Regions from separate parts of the Mus musculus genome. Here regions 1 and 2 are each linked to region 3. Evidence: chromatin loops called from intact Hi-C (ENCODE). Cell type or tissue: left cerebral cortex. All regions are shown on one strand. Links, peaks and the distances in the headings refer to the core of each region. The heading gives the core; the rest is flanking DNA. Region 1 has its middle 37 kb from the start of Gm35554. Region 2 overlaps Gm46648 (a long non-coding RNA gene). Region 3 overlaps Smarca2 (SWI/SNF related, matrix associated, actin dependent regulator of chromatin, subfamily a, member 2).

The links. A loop is a pair of places that touch in the nucleus more often than their neighbours do. Peaks named below come from ENCODE experiments on the same cell type or tissue, not always from the same donor. Only the 100,000 strongest peaks of a DNase experiment are listed, where the experiment ranks them.
Region 1: it touches region 3 in a loop (2.4-fold over the local background); 3 of 42 quality-filtered maps call a loop at or near these places.
Region 2: it touches region 3 in a loop (4-fold over the local background); 8 of 42 quality-filtered maps call a loop at or near these places.

Annotation. Positions count from the first base shown.
Region 1 is chr19:27,376,895-27,387,028 of GRCm38, forward strand. No RefSeq gene overlaps it. Among named protein-coding and RNA genes, the nearest start is that of Gm35554, 37 kb to the left of the region's middle. In left cerebral cortex, for the core only: no CTCF peak of the experiment used is centred there; DNase peaks (open chromatin) are centred at 5,610, 6,165 and 9,065.
Region 2 is chr19:26,828,767-26,838,900 of GRCm38, forward strand. All of the region lies in intron 1 of Gm46648 (a long non-coding RNA gene), which reads left to right. Among named protein-coding and RNA genes, the nearest start is that of 4931403E22Rik, 9.9 kb to the left of the region's middle. In left cerebral cortex, for the core only: a CTCF peak has its summit at 6,003 (motif pointing left); a DNase peak (open chromatin) is centred at 5,990.
Region 3 is chr19:26,727,441-26,737,574 of GRCm38, forward strand. All of the region lies in intron 27 of Smarca2 (SWI/SNF related, matrix associated, actin dependent regulator of chromatin, subfamily a, member 2), which reads left to right. Among named protein-coding and RNA genes, the nearest start is that of Gm46648, 91 kb to the right of the region's middle. In left cerebral cortex, for the core only: a CTCF peak has its summit at 4,544; DNase peaks (open chromatin) are centred at 3,179, 4,239 and 4,560; H3K27ac peaks cover 553 bases.

The DNA.
Region 1 (10,134 bases), core at 1,386-9,385, 650 kb after region 3:
CCTTCCAAGTTTTGGGATCATGGGCATTTATTTCCACACCCAGACTTCAGAGCCCCTCTTTCTAAACCAGAATATGGCCTGAGACATAAACACCACAATAACAAGAGGGTATTTATTTTTTTAAGTTAGCGTGTCTATTGCTGTGATGAAACACTGTGACCAAAAGCAACTTGGGCTTACTTTCCATAAACTTCCAGATCACAGTCCACCATCAAAGCGGGTAAAAGGAATTCAAGGCAAGAACCTGGAGGCAGGAGCTGATGCAGAGGTCATAGGCTATTCTTCACTGGTGTGCTCAGCCTGCTTCCTTGTAGAACCCAGGACCACCAGCCCAGTGCTAGCAGCACCCACAATGGGCTGAACCTTCCCACATCAGTCACTAAGAAAATGTCTTAGTGACTTGTCTGCAGCCCAATCTCAGATGACTCTAGACTGTGTCAAGTTGACATAAAAACAAGCCAGCACAAGCAAGCCCATGGTTTAGTGGCTTGAAGGAAGCAAATATATTCCTTTGCCTTCCTTTTCTTTAAGAAATATGAATGAAAAATATTCACCACAAGCTGGGCATGGTGATGCATGCCTTTAATCCTAGCAATCTGGAGGCAGAGGCAGGCAGATCTCTGTGAATTTCAAGGCCAGCCTGGTTTCCATAGTGAGTCCCAGGATTGCCAAGACTATCAAATCTATATCTCAAAAAACAAAACAAAACAAAACAACACAAAACAAACAAGCAAACAAACAAAAAATACACAACCAACTTCCCAGCCATGTTATGTTGAGGGATGGCTTTCGAGATCCTCCAGTCACAAGGATAGCACATATTCTCCTGGTTCTTCCAGTCCCAGACCTCATACAGTAGTATTCACTCTAAAGCACTATCTGCTCAAGTCCAATATGGGGCTCTCAGAAGTACTGCCTTAGCATGGAGAGGCTGAGAATGAATTCCCAGACAGCAGAAGTGAGAATGAAGGTGGAAGACACAAGGACCTTCTTAGCTGAGTAGTAGAAAGGACTTTCTGAAGGGTCGGGGGCCCCTCAGGAGACAGAGAACAAACCCTCTCTACTCAGAGACAGATATTCACATAGCCAAGAAGCAAGGCCACCAGATGACATGTAAATCGTTCCAGCGTAGCTCTAACCTGACTGTATCAGGAGAAAATAATTTCACGTAAGGAGCCTTTAAAGAACTGTGTTCTTGCCATGGATATTTCTCAGCAATAAATCCCACGGGAGCACTGCCTGCATGATGTTATTTAGGACAGTTAAGGGAGATTTTGGAATTACTGCAATGCCATTTAAATTCATTATCTAATGCTAATTAAAATGATCTGTTTCTCTGTCACCGAGGAAAATCTTGTTAGGGAAACTGATGAGCTGCAGCGGGTTGTTAGTGAGCTGGGAACACACGATCACAGAACTGCCTGTTGAACACACGGGAGGGAGGACTACCCTGCACCTGGCCTTGGTGAGAAGACCCGCATTTAAAGAACACTGCCCAGCACAGCAGAGCTGCCTCTGGTTCTCTAAGCCAGTGCCTTTGGGTCCAGCTACCCAGCCTCTCTGGAGGGCTAGACCCATGGTTTTCAACCTTGAAGCCACAGCAAATTCATCAAGCATATTTCAATATTCCAGATACGGATCCCCACCCCAGGCAATTACAGAAGAATCCCTGATAAATAAGCTAAGCTCTTTAGAGGAGTTCCAGATGCGGGTGGGACGGACGCCTCGTGCATGGAGAGGACTCTGCGATCTCCCCATTTCTAGACTGAACGATGGAAAGCCACTGGCTTCTTTCATTCCCTTCTTTTCGGTTCTGGCACTGGCTGTGATACTTAAGCTCAATTGGATTTGGAATCGTCATCTGGGACCCTCACTTCTGGGTAGGTTTGTGAATGGTTTTCCAGGGCGGTTTAACTGAGAAGACTCAAGCGCCATCCTACTGGGTGGAGTCCTAGATGGAACACAAGGGGCAAAGGAGAGCTTCGGCTCAGCAGCACCCCGTCATCTTCCCTTCCATGGTGGAGTAACCAATCGAACTGAGCCATGGTAAAATCTCCCTTCCTCAAGTTGCTATAGTCAGGATTTTTTATTTTATTTTATTTTATTTTATTTTATTTTATTTTATTTTATTTTTTTTGTCATGGAAAGAGAAACAAGCACCCTGGCTGTCAGTCCAACTGACCCACACTCCCATTAGTATCTGCTAAGCACCAACTGTCTGTCTTGGTCATCTTTGCACATCTGTGGTCCTCAATGCGCATTGCATGCATGAATAGTGCGGAGGTTAGCGACTCAATTTGCAGCTTTCTGTTTAGCCATTTTGCTGTGCTTATTTTATTCATCAGAACAAGAAAAATGAGCTATAAAATGTCAATAACAAGAGAGTCTTTGTTACTGACAGAGCGTTTTGGACAGCAGGCTTACATGAGGGAGGAGTTACTTCTTATTGTATATTGTCTCAGCATTCACTAGCACCATAGAAATGTCAGTTCTTAGATTTCAAACCAAATCTGTGCAATGAGAAACTGTTTGGGCAGGATACAGAACTCTTTTTAGTGAGTCCTCCATAGATTCAAGAAGCACTACTCTAAGGATTTGAGAAGGAGGCCACCCAAGGAAAGTCCAGCAGAACCAAGAAGCTGCCAGGGACCTGGACTTCCCTTTGCTCACCATTTTCATGGCCACATAAGAACCTTGTGCACAGGTTCACCAGGGCAGCGGTTGGGATCCAGCGATCACAAGCTGGTCTAAGGGAGTAGAATAGAGAGCACACATTCTACTTTAGCATGACTGTGTCAGAGCACAGCACCGCTTCTCACATCACACTGCAAACATAAAAACCTTCAAAGAACAGCAAAAACAAGGCACATCTTGTTTTGTTTTGTTTTCTGTGAAGAAAGTAGAAAATGACTGATGGTTGGATACTGAACTACCCAGTTCAAGATCAAGGTTCTAAAAATGAAAAAAAAAATGCAGTAGTGGTGTGTGTGTGTGTGAGAGAGAGAAAGAGAGAGGTTTACACACACACCACACATATGTACCCATGCACACATATATACATGCAAAAACAGGCATAGATACACACACACACACACACACACACACACACAGATTCAAAATGAAAAAAGGAAAAGCAATCAAGGGACTGTTTGTGGTATTATCCAGCAATGCCAATAAGAAAAGCAAGCCTATGTGCACAACCTAAGCATGCAGACCACTGTAAGCTCGTCATGCATGGTATCTTGTTTCTTCACAGTCCTATGGGGAATTGTTACTCTCATTTTATAGAGGAGCAAAGTGGAGCTTAAAGAGGTTGTCCAGGTGTTTGCTTTTTGTTGCTATGCAACAAAAACTCTGCAGGAAGGAGGAAAGGGTTTATTTGGCTTAAGTACATTACAGTCAGTAATGTCAGAGCAGGAACTCAAGCAGAGACCATGGAGGAATACTGCTTACTGGCTTGTTCTGCCACTTTTCTTATAAAGCCCGGGCCCATCTGACCAAGGCTGGCACAGCTCACAGTGGTCTTGGCCCTCTTGAATTAGGATGCTGACTAGTTTATGTCAACTTGACCCAGCTAGAGTCATCTGAGAGAAGGGGACCTCAACTGAGAAAAATAAAAGGCATTTTCTTACTTATCAACTGACACAGGATGGCTCAGCCCACTAGAGGTGGTACCACCCCTCAGCTGGTGGTGTTCGATGCTATAAGAAAACAGGATGAGCAAGCCACGAGGAACAAGCCAGTAAGCAAGTCTTCATGGCTTCTGTATTAAGTTCTGCCTCCAGGCTCTGCTGTTTGCCCACCTCCAGTTTGACTTGCATTGCCTTCCTTAGATGAACTATGACTTGGGATGTATGAACCAAATAAACCCTTCCCTCCCAAGTTGTCTTTGGTCATGCTTTCATCACGGCCAATGGTAATGCCAAATAAGACAGTTAGCAATTAAAATAAGTCTCACAGACAGGCTGAAAAGCCAGTCTAATGGAGACAATCCCTCAATTGAGATATCCTTGAAATTTTGTTTCATGTTGGCTAAAACCAACCAGCACAACATATGTCCATGAATGGAGAGTAACTGAAAGCATCAAATGAATGAATTGAAGAATGTCGTCTTCAAGCATGCATTCTTAGTCTCAAAGCTGTGACTTGCTGTTTCCTGACCACAGCACACTTACAGAGGAAGTCTGACTCCACATCTGAACATATTAGACAGATATGATTGGGGCAACTTGGTTGAGTCCTGGTGGGGATTCTAGAGTTCCATCTGTTCTGCCATGATTCAGCTACTGATGTGTCACGCAGAAACCATGGCTACAAGGATATGGTCTGAAAACTACCTGATATATCTCAAGGTCTGCTTCTTATGGTGGACAGAGTGAAGACCCAGACAGTTTGGATAGCTCAGCCTAAGTTGCATGCTTAAGTGTTGGGCAAGAGCACCTAGAACGCTTGTCTACTCCCAGATCTTACATTGCACCACAACACCACCTTGACTCTTAAGCCAGTCTTTTATCAAGTTGTCTCCCACCTTTTCCCCAGAATAGGGTTATTAAAAGGATTTACAGGATAGGATAGAATTACAGCAGGTATTACCCCTTATACGGAAAAGTCAGAAAATTTCTCCCACTGTAGCCCAGGAAGGTGGGTAGGTATTCCTCCCCTCAGCCTCGTCAGTGAAGCCTCTGCCTTGTACAGATCCTGCCTGCCCTTACCTCATACTGCGCCACTGGCTAAGTCACTGGCATACACACAGAAGGCAAGAGGCCGAGAAGGAAGCCAGCGCGTGGCATTAGCTCCATGAAACATGAAATACAATTCGTCTCTAGACAGCTATGGCCATAGGTAATGAAGCCCACATGCCCACCGAAGCAAAACCTGAACATTTTAAGTCACCTACCAAATATTTGCATAGTTTACATAATAGATAATGTAAATGCTATGCAAATAATTACCTTTATACCATTTAAATAGCAAAAAGGTCTATACATGCTCAGCACACATTGTGCGTGTATGTATGTGTGTACATGCCTATGCAGATATAAATGACAGGAGTGGAGACCAGAGATCACTATCAGGTGCATCCTCAATCGTTCCACCTTGTCTGACGTAGGGCTTCTTGCTACATAAGAACTCATCAACTTGATAAAACTAGTTGGCCCACAAGCCCAGGATCCTTCTGTCTTCATCCCACACCCCACTCTTAGCACTGTGATTTGTGTGTTGGCACACTCAGCTCTTTATATGGATGGTGGGGGATCTGAACTCAGGCCCTCATGCTTGTGTGGCAAGCATTTCACCAACTGAGCTACCTTCCAGGTCCTGTCCAAAACATTAAAACACATTTTTTTCTGAAGCTGGGGATGTAGCTCAGTTGGCAGTGTTTGCCAGGCATGCATTCAAAAAGCATGCTTTTCCTATTTGGAAAACAGTTATCAGCTGGCTAGTAGTCCTGGATCTGTGCCCTGAAACTGTAAACAGGGTATTGTGATCATGCCTGTAATTTCAGTACTTGGGAAGTGGAGGCAGGAGGATTAGAAGTTACAGGCTAGCCAGAGATATGTGCTACAGACTCAAAACTATTTTTGATCTTGGGTTGGCTGAATCTACGTATACAGAGATAAAAGCAACCATTCAAAAAGCCCCAGGGAGGGCTAAGGAACTGTATGTAGGCACACACACACTTGTTTTTCTTTCATTTTTATTGCTGACTGACTTAAATATGGGCTGCAAACTTATTCCTCCCCACTTGCTGGGACTTGGTGTCTTCTTTTTTTTTTTATTGTATTTCTAGTCTTGGCCTTAAACAGCTTCTCTAGAAAGATATTTTAAGTTGCTCCTCATTTTCATAGAATATCAGTTTGCTTTTTGCCCACTTGAGTGCTGAAACAAATGTTCCCTGCATGGTATGTGTTTTTCTTGATTCAAACAGACCTATACATTAAATTGTATACAGGCAAAGTTCCATGACTTAGTTTTCTAATGAGAAGAGTCTTGCTCCTCAATTATAATATACCAAGGAACAAATTTCAACTGAGCAAGAAGCGTTAATGTTCATCGTTGTGGGGGTCTGAATAAGAACGGTCCCCACAGTCTTTGAATGTCTGGCTTCTACCTGAAGGACTGTTGAGAAAGGATTAGGAGGTGTGGCCTTGCTGGGGGAGGTGTGGCCTTGTTAGAAGTGCTGGGCTTAGAAGTTTCAAAACCCCAACCAGGTCCAGTCTCGCTCTTTCTGTTGCGTGCTTGTGGATCATATGTAAGCTCTCAGCTACTGTTCCAGCTCCATGCCTGCCTGTTGCTATGCCTCCTGCTATGACGATCATAGACTAACCTTCTGAAATGGCAATGAAGCCCCCAATTAAACGCTTCCTCTTATAGGCTGCCTTGTCATGGTGTTTCATGTTAGCCACAGAGCAGCAACTAGGACACTCAGGAACTGAAATGTCACCCTTAAACGTTTTCTTCAAAACAAATTTAAACACGATCTGAATGCAAGAAAATGGCTATCCATAGAATACCCATGCCTGCAGTGCCGAGGACACCACAATAGCAGTGGGCAGCCTGCTTTCTCTATTTGGCAATCAGCTATTGCCTGGCTACTACCTTTTACCGGGGCCAAATGTTGTCTGGGTTTGGTTGAACCAACAGGTGGAAAAATAACATAATTACACCTAAAGCATCAAACATACAAACAACAAAACACAGCACTATAATGCGAGAAAAAGCATACATCCTTATATAAACATACAATGATTTGCATGTAACTTATTAAAAAATAAGCAGGAAGACATAGTAAGTTAAAAGGACACACTTGATTGAAATCACACACACAAACGTAATGAAGGTCCTAGAAGAAGATGACAAATTTAGATCAACCTGGGTAAATTCTGCAGGCCAACTCATCTTAGGTGTTTCCTATGCTATTGGATAGCTAACGCTTACAGTTCTACACACCATCTTTTTTTTTTTTTTAGAATTATTTTTTTTATTAGGTATTTTCCTCATTTACATTTCCAATGCTATCCCAAAAGTCCCCAATACACTCCCCCCCCACACACTCCCCTACCCACCCACTCCCACTTTTTGGCCCTGGCGTTCCCCTGTACTGGGGCATATAAAGTTTGCATGTCCAATGAGCCTCTCTTTCCAGTGATGGCCGACTAGGCCATCTTTTGATACATATGCAGCTAGAGTCAAGAGCTCCGGGGTACTGGTTAGTTCATAATGTTGTTCCACCTATAGGGTTGCAGATCCCTTTAGCTCCTTGGATACTTTCTCTAGCTCCTCCATTGGGGGCCCTGTGATCCATCCATTAGCTGACTGTGAGCATCCACTTCTGTGTTTGCTAGGCCCCGGCATAGTCTCACAAGAGACAGCTATATCAGGGTCCTATCAGCACAATCTTACTAGTGTATGCAATGGTGTCAGTGTTTGGAAGCTGATTATGGGATGGATCACCGGATATGGCAGTCTCTAGATGGTCCATCCTTTCTTCACAGCTCCAAACTTTATCTCTGTAACTCTTTCCATGGGTGTTTTGTTCCCAATTCTAAGAAGGGGCACAGTGTCCACACTTTGGTCTTCGTTCTTGAGTTTCATGCGTTTAACAAATTCTACACATCATCTTAATCCCCACTTTTCTTTTCATTGGTTTTCTATATAATTATATACTTTACATTCTGATCCCAGCTTCTCTCCTTCCTCTCCTTCCATTATCTCCTCCCACCACGCGCCCACATCCTCCTGCCCTCCTTTTCTTCATAGAAAAATGGAGGCCTCCCATGGATATCAAACCACTTGGCCTATCAATTTGCAGTAGGGGTAGGTATGTTTTCTACTGAGGCTAGACAAGGCAGCCCGGTTATATCACCCACTTTTCAAATAGCTACGACTCCCTTAGGAAGACCGATGACAAATATTCAGGCAGACATTGCTCGAGCAAGCTCTTGAATGGGGCCAATCTGGATCCTTCTGCCAGACAGTAGAGATTTTGTTTCTGTCTGTTTTTTTTTTTCCATCTTTCCTTTAAATCTCTAACCTACAACCTTGTAATATGGGTCTAAAATAAGCCTAGCAACACGTGACTACCTAATGTTTTGCAAGGCACCTTTGCACACACACACAGCCTCTACGAGCCTGACACAGCATCCTGAGGGCTTTCAGGCATAACTTCTACCTTCACAGGGATGAGTGGAGTGCTCTGGGGATGAACCCTTGCCCGCATTCTTGGTCAGAATCAGGGCAACACTGCACTATCAGATCTTCTGAGGACTTAAGTAAGCAGATGGCTTCAAGCAGGTGGTTTTTGCTTTATAGGATCAAGATCACCTGCTGGCCAGTAGGTAGACCCCTATGGTAGCCCTCTCCAAAATAAAAACCCATGGCATTTCTGCTACAAAACCAAGACCAAGGGTTATCCCTGCCTTGTCTCTTGACTGATTCAAACTTGACCTCTGGAGGCTAAGACAAGAGACTGGAAGGCCCCACTTCTCTTCTGTACCTTCACCTAGGTGACCTCATCTTACCCCCATTTTCCCCCCCTGCAAACAGCCTCCCTTTCTAACAAGTCTTGCACTATGACATCTACATAATAGGGTTGATAGACTTCACAAGAAGGTGTTGTGACAAGCAACAGCTCAAGGTGCTATTTCTATCAAGATCATTTGCATTTCAAAAGGATTTTTATTTGGGTTCAGAGTTCCTCCAGGCTTCCTAACCCACAGGCAGAAGGGACTGGAGGGAAGTGCAGATATTCTTACCCCAGACAATAGCTGAAGCAGTGAATACCTAGCTCCAGTGACTCCTGTGTGCAGGAAAGGGGAGGCAGAAATGTTCTGCCTCCAAAGGCTAGAGAGTTCATTTCACTTTCAAGTCACAAGTTTCAGAGTTGTCACGGGGCCTTTAGAATAATTTCCAAATTCCAGTGATCCTTTGTGTAGGAAGCCTGGCTATGAACCACCCAACTGGGCTAGATCCAGTTCTAAGCGCTTCACATACACAAACTCATCAAATCTTCACAAAGACGAGGGGAGGAGGTGTTGTGCTACTTTCATTCCATCAGTGAGCAAACTGAAGCTGAAGTTGTGCAAACTTCCCACAGTCCACCAAACCGCAGGGCTAGGCTTCAAATCACTTGCTCCAGGCTGGCGCTCCCAGACAGTATTTTTTTATTGCCTCTCACTTCACCTGGTTTTTGTCTTCCAAAAGCAGTGGGTTCTGTGTGCCAGTGTTTCAGAAGCCATGCCATCTCACCATGCTAACTGACAAGAAGGAGGAGGACTGAGCAAACCAGACTGCTGCAGAGAAGGCGAGGAAGGGCAGCATTCTGGGCTTTATACCCCCTGAGCCCAACTCTGTCGTCTTATGTATCACCAAGAAATGAGCTACCTGTCAAGTATCGGCCATGTTCATGTATCACTGCTAAGATGCAACTGAAAGATTTGCAATTCTCAAGTGTGCAGAATGGAAGTGATGGAGTATGGCAATATTTATGCAAGCAGTCTGCAGTTCAGGGTCCAAGTAGCCTGGGATTCAGAGGAGAGAGCATCTTTCACTGTTTTGCTCACCTAAGCTGGAGAACTCAAATGCTCTACATTCTGATTGGATGCTCTCACTTAAGCAGAGTACTTTGGTCTGTTAACCATTTTTCCCCTCAAGAATCAACTGTGATTTGGGGGACATGAGGTCATGATTGGGGCAGGTCATAAATGGCCTCCTCTTTCTCACCTACGATGATGATGATAGTGATGATGGTAATCAACTGCTGGCAAGGTACCAGATGGACCATATGTCTCCAGAAGGCTGTTATTTCCAGCAGATCCATATGTAGACTTGGCTTAGATACTGAAATGCAAATGGCAGAATGATTGATTGATCTAGTAACAAGACCAAAACTCCTACCTGGTCAAATGCTTCCAAAGAGCACATTCCTGCTCTGTGATGCTGGTCTCTAAGAGTCCATCCACCACTGCCTGTTATAGAAGAAGCAACACCACGTCATCTGTATCCACTAGCAGATACATGGATAGGGCTGGCAACATGAGCCTTAAGTGCAAGACAAGTTCTACTTAAAAGGAGAGTCTGTTTTCAAGCATCTGGAAGTGATTTAAAATATCGAAATTATTCATTATGCTTAAT
Region 2 (10,134 bases), core at 1,468-9,467, 100 kb after region 3:
TGTTATTATCCTTTGAAGGGCTGGATTTGTGGAAAGATATTGTGTGAACTTGGTTTTATTATGGAATACTTTGGTTTCTCCATCTATGGCATTTGAGAGTTTGGCTGGGTATAGTAGCCTGGGCCGGCATTTGTGTTCTCTTGGTGTCTGTATAACATCTGTCCAGGATCTTCTGGCTGTCGTAGTCTCTGGTGAGAAGTCTGGTGTAATTGTAATAGGCCTGCCTTTATATGTTACTCGACTTTTTCCCCTTACTCCTTTTAATATTCTATCTTTATTTAGTGCATTGTTGTTTTGATTATTATGTGTTAGGAGGAATTTCTTTTCTGGTCCAGTCTATTTGGAGTTCTGTATGCTTCTTGTATGTTCATGGGCATCTCTTTCTTTTGGTTTGGGAAGTTTTCTTCTATAATTTTACTGAAGATATTTGCTGGCCCTTTAAGTTGAAAATCTTCACTCTCATCTACTCCTATTATCTATAGGTTTGGTCTTCTCATTGTGTCCTGGATTTCCTGGATGTTCTGAGTTAGGATCTTTTTGTATTTTGCATTGTCTTTGATTGTTGTGCCCATGTTCTCTATGGAATCTTCTGCACCTGAGATTCTCTCTTCCATGTCTTGTATTCTATTGCTGATGCTCACATCTATGGTTCCTAGATTTCTTTCCTAGGGTTTCTATCTCCAGCGTTGTCTCACTTTGGTTTTTTTTTATTATTGTTTCTACTTCCCTTTTTAGGTCTTGTACGGTTTTGTTCAATTCCATCACCTGTTTGGATGTGTTTTCCTGTTTTTCTTTAAGGACTTGTAACTCTTTAGCAGTGTTCTCCTGTATTTCTTTAAGTGAGTTATTAAAGTCCTTCTTTATGTCCTCTACCATCATCATGAGATATGCTTTTAAATCTGAGTCTAGCTTTTCAGGTGTGTTGGGGTATCCAGGACTGGCTGAGGTGGGAGTGCTGGGTTCTGATGATGGTGAGTGTTCTTGTTTTCTGCTAGTAAGATTCTTACGTTTGCCTTTTGCCATCTGGTAATCTCTGGAGTTAGTTGTTATAGTTGTCTCTGGTTGGAGCTTCTTCTTCCTGTGATTCTGTTAGCCTTTGTCAGCAGACCTGGGAGTCTAGCTCTCTCCTGAGTTTCAGTGGTCAGAATACTCTCTGCAGGCAAGCTCTCCTCTTGCAGGGAAGGTGCACAGATATCTAGTGTTCGGACCTGCCTCCTGACCAAAGATGAAGGCCAGAAACAGGGCCTGTCCCAGAAGCTGTTAGCTTCTGTACTCCACACTCTCACCTGTGCAGACTAGTCTCTGATGGATCTGGGAACCAAGATGGCTCCCCCAGGTGCTCCAGCAAAGCCCTCCAGGGCAGGGCAGACACCTCTCCCCTGGCAGGGAAGGTGCCCGGATATCTGGAGCCCGAAATGGGGCCTGCCCCAGAAGCTGTGTGGCTTCTGCCTGTCCCAGAAGCTGTTTAGCTTCTGTAGTCCGCACTCTCACCTGCGCAGACTAGTCTCTGAGAGATCCAGGACCAGAGCTAACCCTGTTTCTTAATCTAACCCTGTTGGCAGGGTTTTCTAGCACAAGTCCATTTCTTTAGGAGCTGACGACAAACATATCTCTTCAATCTTAACCTTCTTCCCTTAGTCCTCAAAGGCTCCTGGTCATTTCCTAATGCAAGGTGCATTATATTTATCTCCAAAAGACTCCATAGTTTGGAGAGCTCCAACCCTGTTCAAAAGTTCAAGTTTAAAGTCTCCTCTAAGACTCAAGGTCAATTCTTATCCACAAGTCCTTGTAAGAGTAAAAAAGAAAATTAAATTCTTATACAATGGCATTCCCATCTCAAAGAGAAAAGAAGATACATGTCAAAGACTGAAAGGCAGCAGGCCAAATGTTTGGTCCTGTTGGTTCATGCTTGACATCCTGGATACATGGTGGTGGAAAGCAAGCTCCAAATAACTTGTGTTTTGTCATTTTCAGCTACATGGTCTCTCACTTGGGTGGGCTCTACTTGCTTCATGCATATCAACCAGCCTTCCTTGGCAGATGGACACCCTGGGGTCTACACCACAGCTTAGGTTTCTCCCTCATGTTTCTTGTATAATCTTCTCAGAAGTTGTCTATAGGGATTCTGACCCTGCTATATATTGTCAGGTCTCCTGTGTCCTCCTTTAATACTTGGGTAGATGCTTTTATAATAACCCTATAATTATTGCATTCTACATGCCTACAATGCATAGATAACAAGAAGGTCCACAACCAGGTTGAACAGTAGCTAGGTCTCCTTTAGATCCATGGCTATACTGGCTTCTGAGTGTGGCTAATCTCAGAAAGACATATACCTACGGAAACCTTGGACTACTATTAGTTTGACTCCGAGGTCTCTTCTTAATTCAAGGTCTTCCAAATGAGTTAAAAATCTTTATACCCTTAAGCCTACTATGAAAAGGTTACAAGATTTCATCAGGACATCTTTCCTATTGTCCTAATGTAAACTTTTTTTTTAATGTCCCTGACTTCTTTAGCAGTTAAGATTTCATGGGTCTGGCTTTAAGCTCCCTCCTTTTAAAGGTGAAGTGAAAAAGAAAATTTAACCTTTCTATCCTACTCTTTGGTCATAATTTTCTTTGGAAACTTGTGTCTAAAGGTATCTAGCAACCACTGTGCCATAGCCCGAACACCAGATGGCCCTGAATTTTTTTCATCATATCAATTATCCTTCTTCTTTAAACTCAACTTGAAAAGTCTCAGGGCATAGAATAATGTAGACAAACTCTTTGTGACAGTATGACACAAATAACCTGTAGATTAATCCTCAGGTATGTCCTTGACCCCATTCAGAACCACACAAGCACAACTATTAGTTCGGATATTGCTCCCAGCATACTGGTTGAGCTCTCAATAGAATCATGCATTAAGCACATCCTGAACTATTCTTAGCTTTTTCTAGCCAATATTTTCAAACTTCTAGATTCCTCCCACATCTGTACTGCCAGGTAGTCATAGCAATGGCCCCACTTCACTGCTACCAAATTTCTATGCTAAACTTCTCATTACAATGGGAAGATAACTGAAAAAAGAACGTATAGGGAGACAGATTGACTTTTGGCTCAAGGTAGAGCAGAGCACCTCACCCCATGGAGGTCAGGAAACAGAAAGACGATGACTGGTTTCTCCTTTTCTCCCTCCTCATCTTTCTCTGGCAACAGCTTTATATAGCAGATGTACACAAACCTCCTACCTGTTTCTCAATCAAATTGGAAACCAAGATTAACTCCACAGTGAATAATTCTCAAGAATCTGTTTCTTATTCTTGCAGTTATATAACCTTACTATAGCCAGCATTGTCCCCCCATGCAGGTACAAATTGGTTGAAGGAGGGTTAATAGTAACAAAAACTTATACACACACAAACACACACACACATCATAGATCTATACACTGAAACACTGGTCTTAAATACATATACAGTGCTCCCTTGGTATGTGTAGAAAATAGGCTGCAGGACCCTCGAATACTACACCAAAATATGAAGATACCCAAGTCCCTCACATGAAGTGGCATACTAGTTACAATGAACTTATACATATTCTCCCATATATTTTAAATCATCTCTATTGTTTATAATATATAAACCATTGTAAATAAAATGGTTCTTATAGTGTCTTGTTTAGGGGATAATGACAAAAAGAGCACATATACATACACATACACATGATGCAAATACATTTAAAAATATTTCCAATTAGACATGTCACAAATAGACATGTGGAACCACAGATCTCAAGAGCTAACTATATATCTTAGTCAGGCTTTCTATGCCTGCACAAACATCATGACCAAGAAGCAAGTTGGGGAGGAAAGAATTTATTCAGCTTACACTTTCCACATTGCTGTTCATCACCAAAGGAAGTCAGGACTGGAACTCAAGCAGGTCAGAAAGCAGGAGCTGACACAGAGGCCACGGAGGGATGTTACTGGTTTGCTTCCCCTGGCTTGCTCAACCTGCTTTCTTATAGAACCCAGGACTACCAGCCCAGGGGTTGCACCACCCACAATGAGCCCTTCCCACTTGATCACTAATTGAGAAAATGCCTTACAGCTGGATCTCATGGATGCATTTCCTCAAGGGAGGCTCCTTTATCTGTGATAACTCCAGCCTGTGTCAAGTTGACACACAAAACTAGCCAGTACACTACACAGTATTAAAATTCCATGTGGTGTGAGGCTATTCAGGAAAAACAACAAACAAACAAACAAACAAACAAACACCAAAAAACACCGTATTTAAAGAGACCATGAGAAATGTTGGTAAAAGCAAAAATAAGACCAGGTTTAAGAAACACTGCCAGCCACCTATTCTGATCAAACCTGGTTGCATGGTGGAATTTCCTGGGGACCCTTAAGAAATGGGGATTCCAGAGGCAGAGTGGGCTGTTGCTCAACTCACTCTGGTGATAATTTCTCTGTAAAAATACCAACTTGTACCACTCTTCATACAGCAAAATACCAGCCTCAGAACTGAGGAAATCAAGTGAGCCCTTGGTGCCTGCCTTCCGTATAACAAAATGAAAAAGGAGCTGAAGAGGGTAGAAAGAAAAATGCTATACCTCTATCCTAACTTCAAGCTACCCAGTCCAGGGCCATGTTGGGGTGGGGGTGGGTAGGGAAATCAAACTTACTTATGACCGATGTGAGAATTCAGTCCAGGGCCTAGACTTGAGACCCAGTATAGTGAGAAGTAGTGTATACCAAAGCCTTACCCTATAGCTAACCTACAGACTGAGCTACTGCAAGTGCATTAGGTCAGGCACAAACACACACAGCTGCCTCCACCTTTCCCTCAACCACAAGATGCCAAGACTTAAACCACCAGGGAGCATGATCCAGCATGGGGTTTTGTCTCAAAGTCCAATGTCATACTGACTATAGTGAGACCAAGCACACAGTAGGTGCTAAAAGCCCCCATTTGCAGACAGAGCTTCTAGACTATCTCTGGCATCAGGTGGAGACATGTATGTATGTGGGTCTAACCTAGATTTTTCTACTGGAAGGGCCTTGGAGAACATTTACCCTCTTCCCCAGATTCTGCAGGCTGAGAGGCTCAGCTATGACCTAGTTTCCCACTGGCTTTGGTGGTCCAGAGGCAGACATTCCCTCAACTCTAGCTGTACTGTAAGGCCAGTACTCTCACCTTTGCCCCAGTGAGACTCATCTTTGAGCCTGTATCACTGATAACTGCATTGTAAGACTTGGTGCCCTCCTGAAATGTCACAAGTTTTGCAGCTGAGAAATGCAAGTGTGGCCAAGATTAACATTAACCCAGGTGGCCTAGATTCTACCTTTACTATTATTACCCCCACTTCAGACACTGTGGTGTGGTGGGAGACCGGGTTCAGGGATATCGGTGGGAAAGTAGTCATAAGACTGTCTTCATCCTGGGATTTAGAACTGGACCTAGGAAAGTTATTCCCAAGTTATTCAAGAGTTATTCCACCTCTGGAATAATTCTAATGGCAGGGGAAGATGTGTGGCAACTGGCCATCACACCTCACACTTCCAGCTAGCATCAAAATGACTGGTTGCAGTGTCTTTGAACCCTAGATTCACCTAAGCCACAAATAGCTCATAGATGTGAGGACCTTGATCCTAACTATTGTTAGTGTTATGCTCATCTTTGTGGGCTGTGGGCTCAGGGTATGAGAGAGCTTAGGATCTTCATGAGCGAAGGTGTGACATAGAAGATAAAGATGGTCTCTTTATGGCAACTCTAGCCAGAGCTAGACAAAACCCTGGATTGTCTGCCCACAGGTCAGTGATCATAGATGAGCTACCTGGGATTATCCTATATGAGGAGAGGTTTGTGGGGATATGTTACCCTTCTTAGACATTTCCCCTGCTTCTCAAACAATTTACTAACAGATTATTAGGGACAATCCTGGGTGTGGATGCACTTTAGTACAGAGGGAGTGACAACACAGACCTGGCAAATTTGGACCTGGGCACCACCTAGTGCTGATCAAGTGGAAATGACTATAGGCACCAAGAAAGAGAAGAGACTGCTCAGAGTGGCTTTGATGGTATGTGCCTGTAATCCCAGCACTTGGAAGGATGAGGCAGGAGGATTATGTGTTCAAGGTCAGCCTGAGTTCCAGTCCAGCCTTAGCAACATAGTTAGACTCTGCCTCCAACAACACAGAAAGCCAGTTTAGGAAGACTGGGATGCATTGGGGTTTTGGGTTACTACATAGAATTTACAAATAATTTAAAGAGTTAAAGACTTATTTTTAGCTCACAGCTTCAGAGATTGCAGCCACGTAGAATGAGAGCATGGTAGAAAAGAGCTGCCCATAGCAGCCAGGAAGCATGAGAAAGAAAAGTGCAGGAGGCAGATCTAACCTTCAAAGAACTCCCCTGTGGCTCTTTCTTCCATCTGGGCTCTCTCCCCTAAAGCTTCTATTGTCTCTTCTAATAGCAATTATTCTAATAGTATCATTAAAATTCATAATAATATTGTCAGCTGAGGATAATTCTTCAACACACAAGTCTGTGTGGAACATTTCATACTTAAGCCATGACGCAGGAATAAATAGGGCTCCTTCGGTGCCCAGGTGATGTCTCACACTGACAACATCCAGAGCTTTCAGAAGACATGACTTTGTCGAGTCGGCAGCTGACCAGGCAGCCTTCCGCACAAGAGTACTAACAGAATTTAAAGCAGCTGTTCTAAGGAAACTCAGTGAGTTGTGGATGGAGGTGCCCCAAAACAGACATCTCACAAAGAGATGGAAACAATTAATAAGAAATCAAACATGGTCTTGAACTGAAAAGTAGCATGTGGTGAAATTAAAAATGCAACAGAAGGGCATCAATGGCAGCAGAGATCAAAGAGAAGCGAGCATTCCCGGGTTTGAAGACAGGCTATTGGAAAATGCACAGCACAGAACAACAAACAAAGCAAGGAGGATGAGAAAGCTTATGGGAGCTTTGAGACAGCATATATAAACAGAACAACAATGTTTGGGCCACTGAGATGCATGAAGGACTTCATAATTCCAATGGGGTTAAAACTTTATTCAGAGAGATGATAACAGAACATTATGGAAACCTTGAAATGGGTTTCAGGATTGGAAAAAAAAAGATGAAAGTCACTGACAAATTTAACTCAGGCCTATGACATCTTAAAATCAAACTCCAAAGGAGCTCAGCTACAGGGGAGAACTCTCTCCTGCAGCTCCATGGTTGGTACGCCCCAGAGCATGTGTTAGCATCATGTGTACTCCAACAGGCTCTGTTAGCCTTGATTCTACCGCCCTGCACGTCTGTCTGCTGGCTTTCTGCATTCCTGGTAAGACCAATGCCCCACATCTCTACTGTGGCTTAGGTTTTGCCCTCAATGTCCCTCTCCCTGGCCTCTTCAGAAGTACTTGCAGGGAATTTGGTCTTGCTATGCACTGTCTGGCCTTACCTGCTTTCCTCTGGAACCTTACTGCAAGTCTTGAGGACCCCGCTGTTGTTACATTCTGCTTGCCAGCAAAACCAGAGCCCCATGGACACTTTCTGGAGCCAGCTGGACAGGTAGCATGGTCTTCTCTCATCATAGCTGCAGTGGCCTCTCTGAATGCCTGTGGGCTTGAATGTAAGGAAACATTTTCCAAGTTGGTTCTATTGGAGCAGAGGATCCAGCGTGAACCACTCTCTGTGCAGGCTCTTTCATCTTTTAAACATACATGTTCCTTTCTGAAATGAAAGATTTTCAAATAATATCATAGTGTTCCTGCCTGGAGCCTTCATTGAGTAGACGTGTCCTCTCAAGGCACTCTCCCTATTTTCCTAGTGTTTAATGATCCTTATGGCAATCACAGTCGATTTGCCTGCCCTTTAAAACACATTATGACTCTTTTGACCAACTGGACATTTTTCATGTTTTTCTGCTCTTCTCTGAATTCTAAACTCTTAGTATAAAGCTGGCTTAACATAGTAAACAACAACCTAATGGCAACCTTAATGTTATGCTGCCTTGAAACATCATCGTTACTTTGAATTTAGGCTCTCAAAATTTTCAAGATATGGGTATAGTCAGGTTATTGGCCTGGTTATACCACTAATGGCCCTGATAGGCTCCTCATTGCTCTCTGAACTGGCATCAGCAGTCTTCATTGCTTGGCACTTTCTGTGGTATTTTGTTCTTTAGGACTCCACCAGAATAGTTATTAAACTCTCCTGATAGCATCCTAGGGTGTGGTAGTTTGAATAGGTTTAGCCCCCATAGACTCATGTGTTTGAATGCTTGGCCCACAGGGGATGGCACTATGATGGAAGAGGTGGTCTTTGTTGGAGTAGCTGTGGCCTTGTTGGAGGAAGTGTGTCACTGCACAGGTAGGCTTTAAAGTCTCCTACGCTTACGCTCCACCCAGTGTAGTATGGGTACCTTTAGACCAAGATGCTGAACTCTTGGCTCCTCCAGCACCATCATCTGTCTTGCTTCCCACCATAATGATAATGGACTAAACCTCTGAAGCTATAAGCCAGGCCCAATTAAAAGTTTTCCTTTATAAGAGTTACCTTGGTCATGTTGCCTCTTCACAGTAATAAAACCCTAAGATGTAGGGCTTTCTCAGTACTGATGTTTCAAACTCATATATATTCTTCCAATAGACCACTTCCAAAAGTCTACAAGTCATATAAGGTTCCTCAGGGCAACAACCTCAGGGTGGTTCCAACTGTTCTTCATACTTTGTTGTAACCAAATAGAAACAAGTTAAGGTTGGAATCATTTATTCTGCATTATTATTTTGGGGTAGGCAGTTTGCCATGCCATGTGAAAGTCGGAGGACAATTTGTAGGAGTCAGGTTTTTTTCTACTACCATGTAGGTAGGGTAGAACTTGGGTCATCAGGCTTGGCAGTATGTGGGCTTTCCCCACTTAATCACTTTATTGGCCCTGTTTGTTTCCATTCCTATTCTAATAATTTTAAGTTTCTGTACTTTCAAAATTTTTTGTTGCTACATTCAAAAGATTTTTTTTTAGCTATGACAGAGATCTGGCTGTGACATCTGTTCCTTTACTGATTGCCAGGATTGATTCAGATGATCTGGATGGCTAGATGGGGATGTTTCATTTCTCCCTTCCAAGGCTGTGTACCTTCCGTTGAAAAAGATAAACTTCCTCTATAGAGGACAGGCTTTTGGTAAAGGGTAAAGTATCAGTCTGCAACTCTTGCCAGGTCCTCCAAACAAGTTCTCAAAAGGTGTTGTTTATGTGAGTCTCTCTCATGAAAACCACAAAGCAAGCATATAGTATGCAAATAAAAGTCTATGAGCAGGGAATCAAAATATACTACTAAAGTAATTCACTTAACTGCCAAGGAACATTATGAGAGGCAGGAGGAGGAGGAAAGGATAGAGGAGGGGAGAGACAGGGAAGGAGAGAAAGAAAATGGGAGGGAGGGGAAGGAGGGGAAAGAGGGAGGGGCATAAGACATTTACTATTATAATTACTTTGAATGTAAAAGAACGAAATTTGCCAATTAAAATACAGTTACTGAGTGGGTAAAAAAGATCCAACCATAAGTTGCTTACAAAAAACTCAGTTTACAAAGTAAAAACAGAGACAAACAGCTAACTGCTAGTATTCTTATCTAGATGCTTTCAGGTCCTTGGAGACATGATTAAGTTTCATGCTCCTATCCTGATAGCCACAAGATACTCCTACAAGCCTTCCTTCCATGTCATACTGGGTTGGCATACCTTAAATTGTAAACCTAAACAAGCCCATCTCCATGAATTTATTTTCTGTCAGATATTTGGTCAATAGAATGGGAAAAGCAGCTGATGTATTCAATATGTTGTTAGAAATCAGAATCCATGAATATTCTTTCTCCCTTACTTTTCATTGTGGTTAAAATCATATCCTCATAATGAATAAACTAACAATTACAGTTAGAAACTCATAAAAAAAAAAAAAACTCAGTTTACCTCTTAGGACACGCATAGCCTGACAAGGGACTGATGAAGCAAGACCTTCCTTGCAGACATAACTTAAAAAGAATGAGGAACAGCCATGTTAACTTAAGATAAAATGCACTATAAAGGCAAAGGGATAAAAAGAAATAAAATACCGTATACAATAACAAAGGT
Region 3 (10,134 bases), core at 1,191-9,190:
GGTATCTTGTCCTCAACATCTGTCTCACCTTCTGCTTCCTGGTTACCATGAGGCAAGCAACTGGCCTGTGACACACCAGCTTACAGGCCCAGAAGGAGCAGCCAGCTGACCATGATCTGAAATGTGTGTCACCTTGAGTCGGAATAGCCTTCCTTCCTTTAAATTATTTCTGGTGTTTGCCCCAGCACTGAGAAGAGAGCTAACGTCTAGGCCAAGCGTCTAACAGTCTAGCCACACTCTTCTGTTAGTGCTATATGTGTTTGATTTTATATTTTATTTTTATACTTATATAGTATATTTATATAGTATAAGAACCTATATATTTTATTAGGTTCTTATACCTCTACCTCCCTTCAAACCCTTATTCTACCTTGATCTCTTCCAACCCCCAACACCAGGAAGGAGAGAAAGGAGGTTAGAGGGGGAAGGGGCGTAGACCTCTTTAGACTACTTCCTGCTGATTCGGGACATCGTGTCTCTTGGGACCAGTCCAATCATCGTCGTCAGGATATCTCCAACTTTTTCTTATTGTCAGACCACAGGAGCAGCAAGGGCAGCAGCTGCCTTCTTTTCTGAGCACCTCCTCCACCCCTACCCCTCTCAGGGCTCTGGCATTTATTTCCTCTCCAGAGACCCCAGAACTAAACTATCTGCAGCTGGCGAAAAATCACGCCCCTCCTGGAGCAGGAGACGATCATAGTTAGCGGCTGTGGACAAACTGAAGCAGCCTCATATTCCATACCTGGGATTAAAACAAAACCATATTTGTATATTACGCTGGGTTTTTAAAGAAACCAAAACTCTCAGTACATTGTTGGTCTTCTGTGACCAACTCTAGCCAAAGCTTACCCAGCAGAAGTCACTTCGTTAGTATGGTAAAGATGGCCCTGTCATCTGGGAAACTCCAAGGGAGTAGACACTCCATGCTAAGAACCTAGGAGTACACGGGCAAGAATTATGATGCATCAGGAAGCCCTATCTTCTGGCCTGACCTCTCTGTTCGTTTTCCTTACGTGGAAGGAACCTCTTCACCTGGCCTTCCTTTCACAGAGCAATTTCCTGGGAAGAGTGCTCCATGCTTGTTCTCCAATGACACTCTCAGTAGCCCCACCTCCACCCCATCTCCCTGGCTGTCTCTGGGCCTTTGGAACTGAAGACACTCTGTGATGGCACACAACCAGTTTGCTTCTTGATGAGTATAAACTAACCAAGAGACAAAGGTGGACGGGTTTAGTACCGCTCCAGTGAGGAGACCACAGGTGTTCAGTTTTCAAAGTCGTATCTTCTGAACGAGGAGGAAGCTGTGGCTTTTATTGGGGAAACCTCTGCATACAGGTAGACATCACCATAGATAGAGACCCAGGTATTTCTAAGCATGCTAGGTTTGAGGTCATTTACCATGTTCAAATAAAAGACGGGTGATGAGCACTTTCTGGAGCATGCTCAGCTCATTACCATATGGTTAAAATAAGACGCCTACCAATGAAGGACTCGGTGTTACTGTGAGCATAGTTTCCCCCAGATCACGCAAAATAAGCGATTCAATGATTAGAGCTGTCTCCTTTTAAGATTCTCAAGGAATCTATATTAGTAACTTTTTTTTGTTGTTGATATTGTAATTAAATAGCCAACAGGAGCAACTTGAGGGAGGAGAGAGGGTTATTTAGGCTCGTGGTTCAGGAGCTCCTTAGGCTATCACCGCGGAGAAGATGCCTGCTGGAATGAACTCAGCTGTAATTTCCCCAGCTTGCAGCTGGTCACATCACTTGGCAAACGGGAAGCAGAGAACTTCAGCAGAACGGAGGGATAGCCTTTGGAACTCTAGGCTCTGGGAGGCTGCATCAGCCCTCAAGTCTCTATGTCTCAACGTTTCCAGATTCCCTACCAGCTTGGAACCAAGGGTTCAAAGACATGTCCCCACATAGATGACATTTCACATTCAGGCAATATCAGTCTTAGCTGAAGTAAAAAAAAAAAAAAAAAGAAGAAGAAGAAGAAGGAAGAGGAGGAGGAGGAGGGAGAAGAAGGAGGAGGAGGAGGAGGAGGAGGAGGAGGAGGAGGAGGAGGAGAAGAAGAAGAAGAAGAAGAAGAAGAAGAAGAAGAAGAAGAAGAAGAAGAAGGAGAAGAAGAAGAGGAGGAGGAGGAGGAAGAAGAGGAGGAGGAAGAGGAAGAGGAAGAAGAAGAAGAAGAAGAAGAAGAAGAAGAAGAAGAGAAGAAGAAGAGGAGGAGGAGGAGGAGGAAGAGGAGGAGGAAGAGGAAGAGGAAGAAGAAGAAGAAGAAGAGAAGAAGAAGAGGAGGAGGAGGAGGAGGAGGAAGAGGAAGAGGAAGAGGAAGAAGAAGAAGAAGAAGAAGAAGAAGAAGAAGAAGAAGAAGAAGAAGAAGAGAAGAAGAAGAAAATAATGCCCCCTTTGAAGGCATGTCTTTTAAAAAACCAGAGGCTCATACTCGGCTGTTTCACAGTTCTCGAAAATGCCCACCTCCTCTAATGGCTAACAGCTTCTGCCTCCTGAAGAAGCCTGGCTAACATTCTGTCTGCTGATGGGCTCATACTACTCATACCGGTTTAGAAAGCAAAGGCATTCTTTGTCTCTGTGAACTTCCCTTATCCTCATTTTTTATTAAGACAACGGTTCTTGTTTTTGCACCGGGGATAGTCAATCTAGAAGGTGCAGAAAAGCGTGTTAACATGACTTAAAAATATTCTTCTACAGTGAGTAGTTGGTAGCTTCTGCGGGGTTATACCCAAGGTGTTAACAGTGTCATGCTAAACATTAAACTTGTATGCATCAGTTTGTGCTCCTGATATAATTGGTGTCTTGCTAACTTCCTTTAAAAAGCATACTGTAGCTTGTGTTTGAGAGCAGGCATTCCGTCTACTAGTATTGGCAGAGTTGTGATGAGAGAGCATGGGTAGGGCCAGAGCTTTTCATTTGATTTCAGTCATGTGTGTTCTACCTGAGATGTTTCTAGCATCGCAATGCTGGTGTTGTTCTTGAGGACTGGGACTTTGACAAACTGGGGTTACTGCAAAGCTAGAGGCTAAGCTGACTGGTGATTTTCTGGAGGGCTCTGCTCTGCTCCTTTGGTCTCTCTGCCAACTTCAGAATGCTTCTCTTCCTTAAAATGCTTAGCGATAACCTGGAATTTGTTTAATTGCAGAGTGGAGTGATTTTGCCCCCCAGCACTTGGAGATAATTAGAACACGATGTAGATTGTGTGCTCTGTCTAATGTGTAATTACAGCTGGGCGGAGACAACGGATTTTGGAGAGCAGGCCTTTGTCACGTGGCGGATCTGATGTCTTGAAAACGTGGTTTTGAAAAGTCCCACTTAACTTGTTTACTATCATGAGCTTCCATAGGACCTCACATGTCCGCTGTGTGCTCTTTGAACACTGTGTGATTAAAGGTGACTACAGAGGCTCCTGGCGTTGAAGGAAAATGCTTTTTCTTTTTTTTTTCTTTTTTCTTTTTCTCTTTCTCTTTCTTTTTCTTTTTCTTTTTTGGAATGATGCCCTGTCTAGTTGGACCCCAATATCTTTATGATGTGATGGAGATGAGGCGAGTCGATAAGACAGGTATTGTCAGAGGCCATAAGATTTCAAAAATGAGCCTCTCAGGAGCAAAGACAGAACATCCATATTTTTTCCTTTCTCCCCATAAATCTGCTACCAGATGTGAGTATGCATTTCTAGAGGATCTTTGGGGTCCCCATGATCACATCTGCTTTCCATGAGGAGGACATTGGGAGTTTTCTTTTCACAAAGCCTGATCTAAATGAAAGGAAGTGCAAAACACTTCAGATTGATAACAGCGGGGCGGGATGATTGGTAAACCGTAAACCGTGGAATTTACTTTGGCATTTTGAAGGTGTTGTCATGCCAGCATGCACATCCAGACAGGATGGATCTCTGTACTTGGCCACTCAGTGCAGGCAGCCAAGGTGCCAAACTCTAGAGTATAGAAGGCAGACAGCTCCCTGAAGATTGTGTTCATAAAGTACCAGAAACACACACACACACACACACACACACACACACACATACATATACCCAAGAAAAACCCAAGAGGTTGGAGTTTCAAATAGCATATTTGGAATTCTGCTGAAATACATTAGAAACAATAATATCTCACGTGTATGAAGAGGTAGGCTGTAGACCCTTTGGGAGGGTTTGAAACATGGTAACATCTCTGTTTGGGTTGGACGAAGTCTGATCCACCCCAGATCAGAGACAGGCTGGGATCTCTTAGCTCTGTTTTGGCTGAGAACATCTGTGATTCTGGGAAATGTAATTTTCTCTAAAAATAATTTATTTCATTCTGGTAGGATTTCTTGGCGACTTCATCTACAGCATAACATGCCTAGAACTTTTTATATTTTTATATTTTATGTTCTGTTTGTTACCTTAAATAATCTCCTTAATTTTGTTTAAAGACTACAAGACTTAAAACAATTGACCTTTTACTTTTTTTAATGGCATTTGGGTTTTAAAATGAGGTCATCTGATTTACCGGGGCAGAATTTTCTAGCAAGCTGCATTTCCGTTTTTATACACAAGGGAGAGCTAAGGCCCTAGAAAATAGATGTAGGTTTCACCACATTCCATCTTTGGGTGGAAGGACTGAACTAATTAATGGCGTTAAGAGCTGTGAATTACTGGGCGGGGGTGGGGGGGTTGGGGGGAGGGAATATTTGACAGAAGTAAAGGAATTTTAATAACTTCCAACAGCTTTTATTTTATATGCACTGGCCAGATATCTATAACAGCCATTTAACCCCAGTATGTTCCCCTTTTGTTAGAATTCAGCAGGGTAAATTTAACAGAAGGAATAGTCCTCAGAGGGCTGGCAGAAATAAACAGTAAAGGTTGAGAGGCCGGACAGACTTGGGGCAAATGATTGCTTTTCTTCTTTCTTCTTTTCTCTTCTTTCTTTCTTTTTTTTTAAACAAACAAACAAACAAACAAAAAAACAAAAAAAAAAACAAAAAAACAAAACAACAAAAAAAAAAACCTCTTAATGGCTAGAATTTCTGGTCTTGAATTTTATTGTTAGAAATCAGGATTTAAGCTGGGCATAGTGGTGCACGCCTTTAATCCCAGCACTCGGGAGGCAGAGGCAGGCGGATTTCTGAGTTCGAGGCCAGCCTGGTCTACAAAGTGAGTTCCAGGACAGCCAGGGCTACATAGAGAAACCCTGTCTCGAAAAAAAAAAAAACAAGAAAGAAAGAAAGAAAGAAATCAGGATTTAGCTCTCAAATCAAACTCAGTCATCAAAAAGAACTGTGGAGAATTGCCCTGGCCTTACACATACAAAGAAGCAGCACGTTCATATTCTCTTGAGAAGAAGTTGGGGGGAGGGGGGAATTAATTTGTTTCTATGGGGAAAGAAAAAAAGTTTGGAGATGTCTTTTTTTTTTTTTTTTCCAAATCAAGATTTGGTGTTTAATCCTGTGTATTTATTTAGATATATATATATTTTTTTTAAAAAGCAATAAGGCAAGTTGACAGAAGATGAATGTTAGAGTCAGGCAGATGGCCAAGTTCGGTGCCAGCCTGGTCTATCTAGCAGGTTCCAAGCCAGTCAAGGCAATATAGAAAGACTCTGTCTCACAAAACAAAACAAAACAAAACAAAACAAAAAAAAACAAACAACCCAATAAATAGTCTTTATTGTTGGTAAGGGTTGGGGCATGCACTGTTTGGGGAGAATCAATCAGGGCACGGTGACTCCATTTTCTCTGGGTGGAATGAGAAAGCCACTACATAAGGCCACTTTCTCTGCAAGCTAAGGCTTAGTGGCAGAGAGCCCAAGCCTTGGGGTCAGCAGGGGGTCAACTCCGCCTCATGACCTGGTAGCCTTTGAACTTCTAGGAGCTTTCTTTGTTTTGTTTTGTAATTTAATTTAATTTTATTTTATAAAATGTTCCACAAGGAGGGAGTCTGTGTTTGAATGTATCTCACACAAGAACCAGGATCCTAAAATGGGAGAATAGACTTTTAAGAAAAAAAAAGACTCAACAGTTTCTGAGAAATCCCAAATGGGAAGTAGGAGAAGAAAATAGTTCTGTTGTGTGTCCTGAAGAGAAGGTTTGGGTTAACGGGGAGAAAGCTTAGGGTGGGGAGCTTAACCAGGAGGGCATGCCTACTTACTGACAATGTCACAGCTTCTGGCCACGGGCATCTTCCACTCAAGCCAACCGAAGTTCACCCAACAGTTAACTAGCTCTGGCTAGTTCTCACTGAGCAGCTTGCCAGCTTACCCTCACTCAGCCAATGATGATCTTGACTTCAGTTTTCACTTTAGCCCGTGCTTACAGAAAGAATGTAAGGGCTGGCAGCCATGGAGTGCGAGCCCAGGCCTGCTGCTACCCATGTGGTCTTTGAAAGGCTTTTCTCCAGTGTGAGGAGGGCAAGCAGTGTTGGCAGAAAAGGGCAGAAGAACCAGAACCTGCCTGTATTCCAGCCAGTTCTGGGACTTCTAGCCCACAGAACCATGCAAAATACACATGTACTGTTTGTGAGCCCTTGCTTGGGGTCTCCAAAGGCAAGCAGGGCCAGGACTGGGAAAGCCGCTGATTATAGGCACGGGCTTGTCATTCTGGGACCTGAGACTCCTGGGAGGTGCTGGCTGTCGGCCAGGACACAGGGAAGCCAGGGATGTGGCTTTAGTCCAAACCTGACACCCCAAGCATCAGGGTGGGAACATGTTGACAAAAGTCTTGGACCCCAGAGGCCTAAGAATCAGGAGTCTGGTACCCAGTAGCCAGCATCCACAAATTAAATGGCCAGAAAAGGAGAATCCCTCTTGCTTCCTGCCTCTTTTTCTTCCCTGGCCCCCAGGGGATTGGACCAAAAGTCACGTTGCTGGCTTTACTGATTAAAAAGGTTATCTTATTTCAGAAATACACAAACATTTTTGAATAGTGTATTCTCAGCCATGTGAGCATCCCTTAGAGTTGTCAAGTTGGCATGCCATCACATTAGTGAGGTGTCCTCACCCAGACCCCGCCACTGTCTCCCCTCGGCTGCCCCATCCCTAACCCTGGTACTTTGCATTGCAGTCCAAACTAAGATGTGGGTCATTTTCAGCTTTGATTTGAGGAACCTTTCATATCCACTGTCCAGAGGAAACCTCCAAAGTCACAGAAAGGTGTGCTTGCTTTACAGTTGACTGTGGTTTTTAATGATCCCATCCTCTGAGTACAGGAACAGGAACTGTAAGAAAGCAGATTCGACTCAGTGATCCTGTACGGACGACTGATGACGTTTTTGTAGACACATTTGGGTACGGGAAGAGTGCTGTTACTCTGCACAGTCACAGCTGGCCACATTTATTAATGCAATTAAGAGGCAGACTCGAGAGGCGCTCTTAGCGATGATATTGCACAGTTAGCCACTTGCAAGGGCTGGTAAAGAGTGGGTCTCCAAGCACACAAGAAGTGAGAATTAGCAGAGATGAGGACACACAGTGACATACTCCAACACGCTGTAAGGTCTCTAGCTGTTCGGGAAAGGAGCAGGTGTTCAGCAACATGCATTCTGCATAATGCCACCATGTTGGCGTCAGCCCTCTGGGGGTGATATATGTGTGGCTGCCTTTGGACTGGTAGGGGAGGGAAAAAGGCTGCTGCCTCTACGGGCCTCGTTTGTCTTCCTGCTGCTGTCAGGAGACTCCATCCTTCCCAACAGACAGCAACAGCTGGGCGTGTGTGTTACCTGTCAGCCCCGTTTGGCCTTGAGGGAAGGAGAAACACAGCCTCCACATTCACTGACAAACAGGAGCTCGAGTGCAGAGTAATGAGGACTGGAGCATATGACATGTTCAGATTCCTGACACTGTAGAGGGTGACTCTCTCTCTCTGTTCTAATTGCCCAGAGGATACAGAAGGAACCTTTCAGAAGGAATGTATACTCTGATCACGCTGCCTACAATCCCTCCCCCCACACACACACACAAACACACAAACACTCCACTATTGGGAAGTGGAACCCCCAAACACTTGTACCTGATCTGTAAGGCCGTGGCCTTCTGCTCCCTTGTTCTTGACTGGCCCATAGGACTATCCTCTGGTTCTTCACATCCCCTGTCCCAGATCTCTACTTCTCCTTGTCCAGAGGAGCTCCCTAGAGACCCTTCCTGGTCACCCTTGTTGAATGGTGCTTGTTACTGTCACTTGAGGTACACTGTGTTCAATGGCCCTGCCACTGCCAAAAGGATACCTTATTGTCCTCCCCCATCAGTCCTGAGCTCCGGGGACAGCCAGGGTCTCTACTAGTGTATCTCAGGGACTGGAGTAGCACCACCATCCTAGCGAAGACTCAGCAAGCGCGTGAATCAGTGGATGTGGTTACAGGCAGCAGGGAGACCTAGGAGAGGAGCTTTGACCGCAGCCCCTCATCCTTTCCACAAAGCCGGTGGAATGCTGTGCTTTCTTTGTGCTCATGCACATCAGGATGGGCATTGCCGGCATCTCTCCAGGAATGTCCCAGCGATCCATGCCCTTGTAAAGATTTGCTCCCCGAAAGAATCCTTTGACACGCAAGTGCCCCTGCACTTTTCGCAGATGTGAAGGCTCCAGTATCCTTCCAGGAAGTGTGGATGAGGACTGGTGCCAGGCGGTGGTGGCGCACACCTGTAATCCCAGCACTCGGGAGGCAGAGGCAGGTGGATTTCTGAGTTCGAGGCCAGCCTGGTCTACAAAGTGAGTTCCAGGACAGCCAGGGCTACAAAAACCCTGTCTCAAAAATAATAATAATAATAATAAATAAATAAAATGCATAGAAAGTTCAACTATTGCTTCCACCCAGCTCTGTCTCAGAAACCCTGCCAGGTTCAGCTTCCATGTCCTTCCCAGCAAGGGCTGGATTAAACCTCAACTGCCTTAAAATGGAAGACGCAAGGGACTGAACGAACCAGATGTCCCTCTTTTCATTCTGTTCAAGTGTCATGAATGAACGTGCAGATTTTGAGTGTGACACCATGATGCTCGGTGTATATATGGCTTCCTCCCCCCTCCTCATTAAGGGAAGAATTGTCAGGATGAAGGAAATCTGTGGTCCAGACCATGACATTTTGCTCTAGGCAAAGCTTGCTTGATTCTTGTCCGCACACTCCTGCTCAAATATAATATTGAAGTTCACTCACTGTGCTCAGAGCCCTATCACAGAAAATCACATTCTTAACATGTCATACTGGTTTTGGATTTTTTTTTTAAAGATTATCTTGCACTTGAACCTTGTAGGATCTTTTCACAACAACTTTTATTATTATTATTATTTTTAATTGAGCCTTGTGGAGACTTCCTCTACTCTGCCGCTGCTCCTGACGGCATAATAAGAGAATGTGGGTCAGACAGCTGGAAATCTCTTCTCCGCCTGCTAACTCAGTTTCCCTGTCTACACACTGGGGTCATAAAGTGGGACTAGGAGTAGACAGAGCCCCTCCATCCTGCCCTGTGATTCTTCAGCACTGCCTTTGGTGACCACAGAGGGGTGATTCAGTCTTGTCCTGGGCCACATCCAGTTCTATGACACTCAGCCCTTGGGGACTTAGGACCCAGACATGTTTCTTTGTTCCTCATCTTGACCATGTCGAGTTGACAAGGGTGCTCTGTTGTGACTGTGGGCTTTGTAACTGATCCTTTGGGTAGACGTCAGGAACATCCTGGTTATGAGATGCATGGCATTCACAAAGGTGAAACCAGTCTCGTGTTGTGATGGGCCATGATAGGTAAGGTGCCAGCATGAGAGAATAGTGAAGGTAGCAGCTACTGCCACATGGGCCGCTCCTTACAGGGAGTTGAGACTTTTATCAGTTTTGCACAGACCCAGAACTGGGATTGTCAAGAAACGGCCCACCTAGCCCCATTTACAATCCTTGGCTCACTACTGCCTGTTAGAGTAGACCAGCTTTTAAATAGATATATTGTGTTCATCAAGAACATCAAGGTGTCCCCCAGATTACCAAGATCAAATCCGTTTGCATTCACTTTAAAAATTAGTCAGTACTTTAGTGTCATGTTACAGATGGCCATGATAGTCACAGATTTCACATCCTCAGAATCAAGCAATCACACATCAAAATGTTATTTTTTTTAAAGAAAAGAAGTCTGTATTGAACATATACTAAAATAT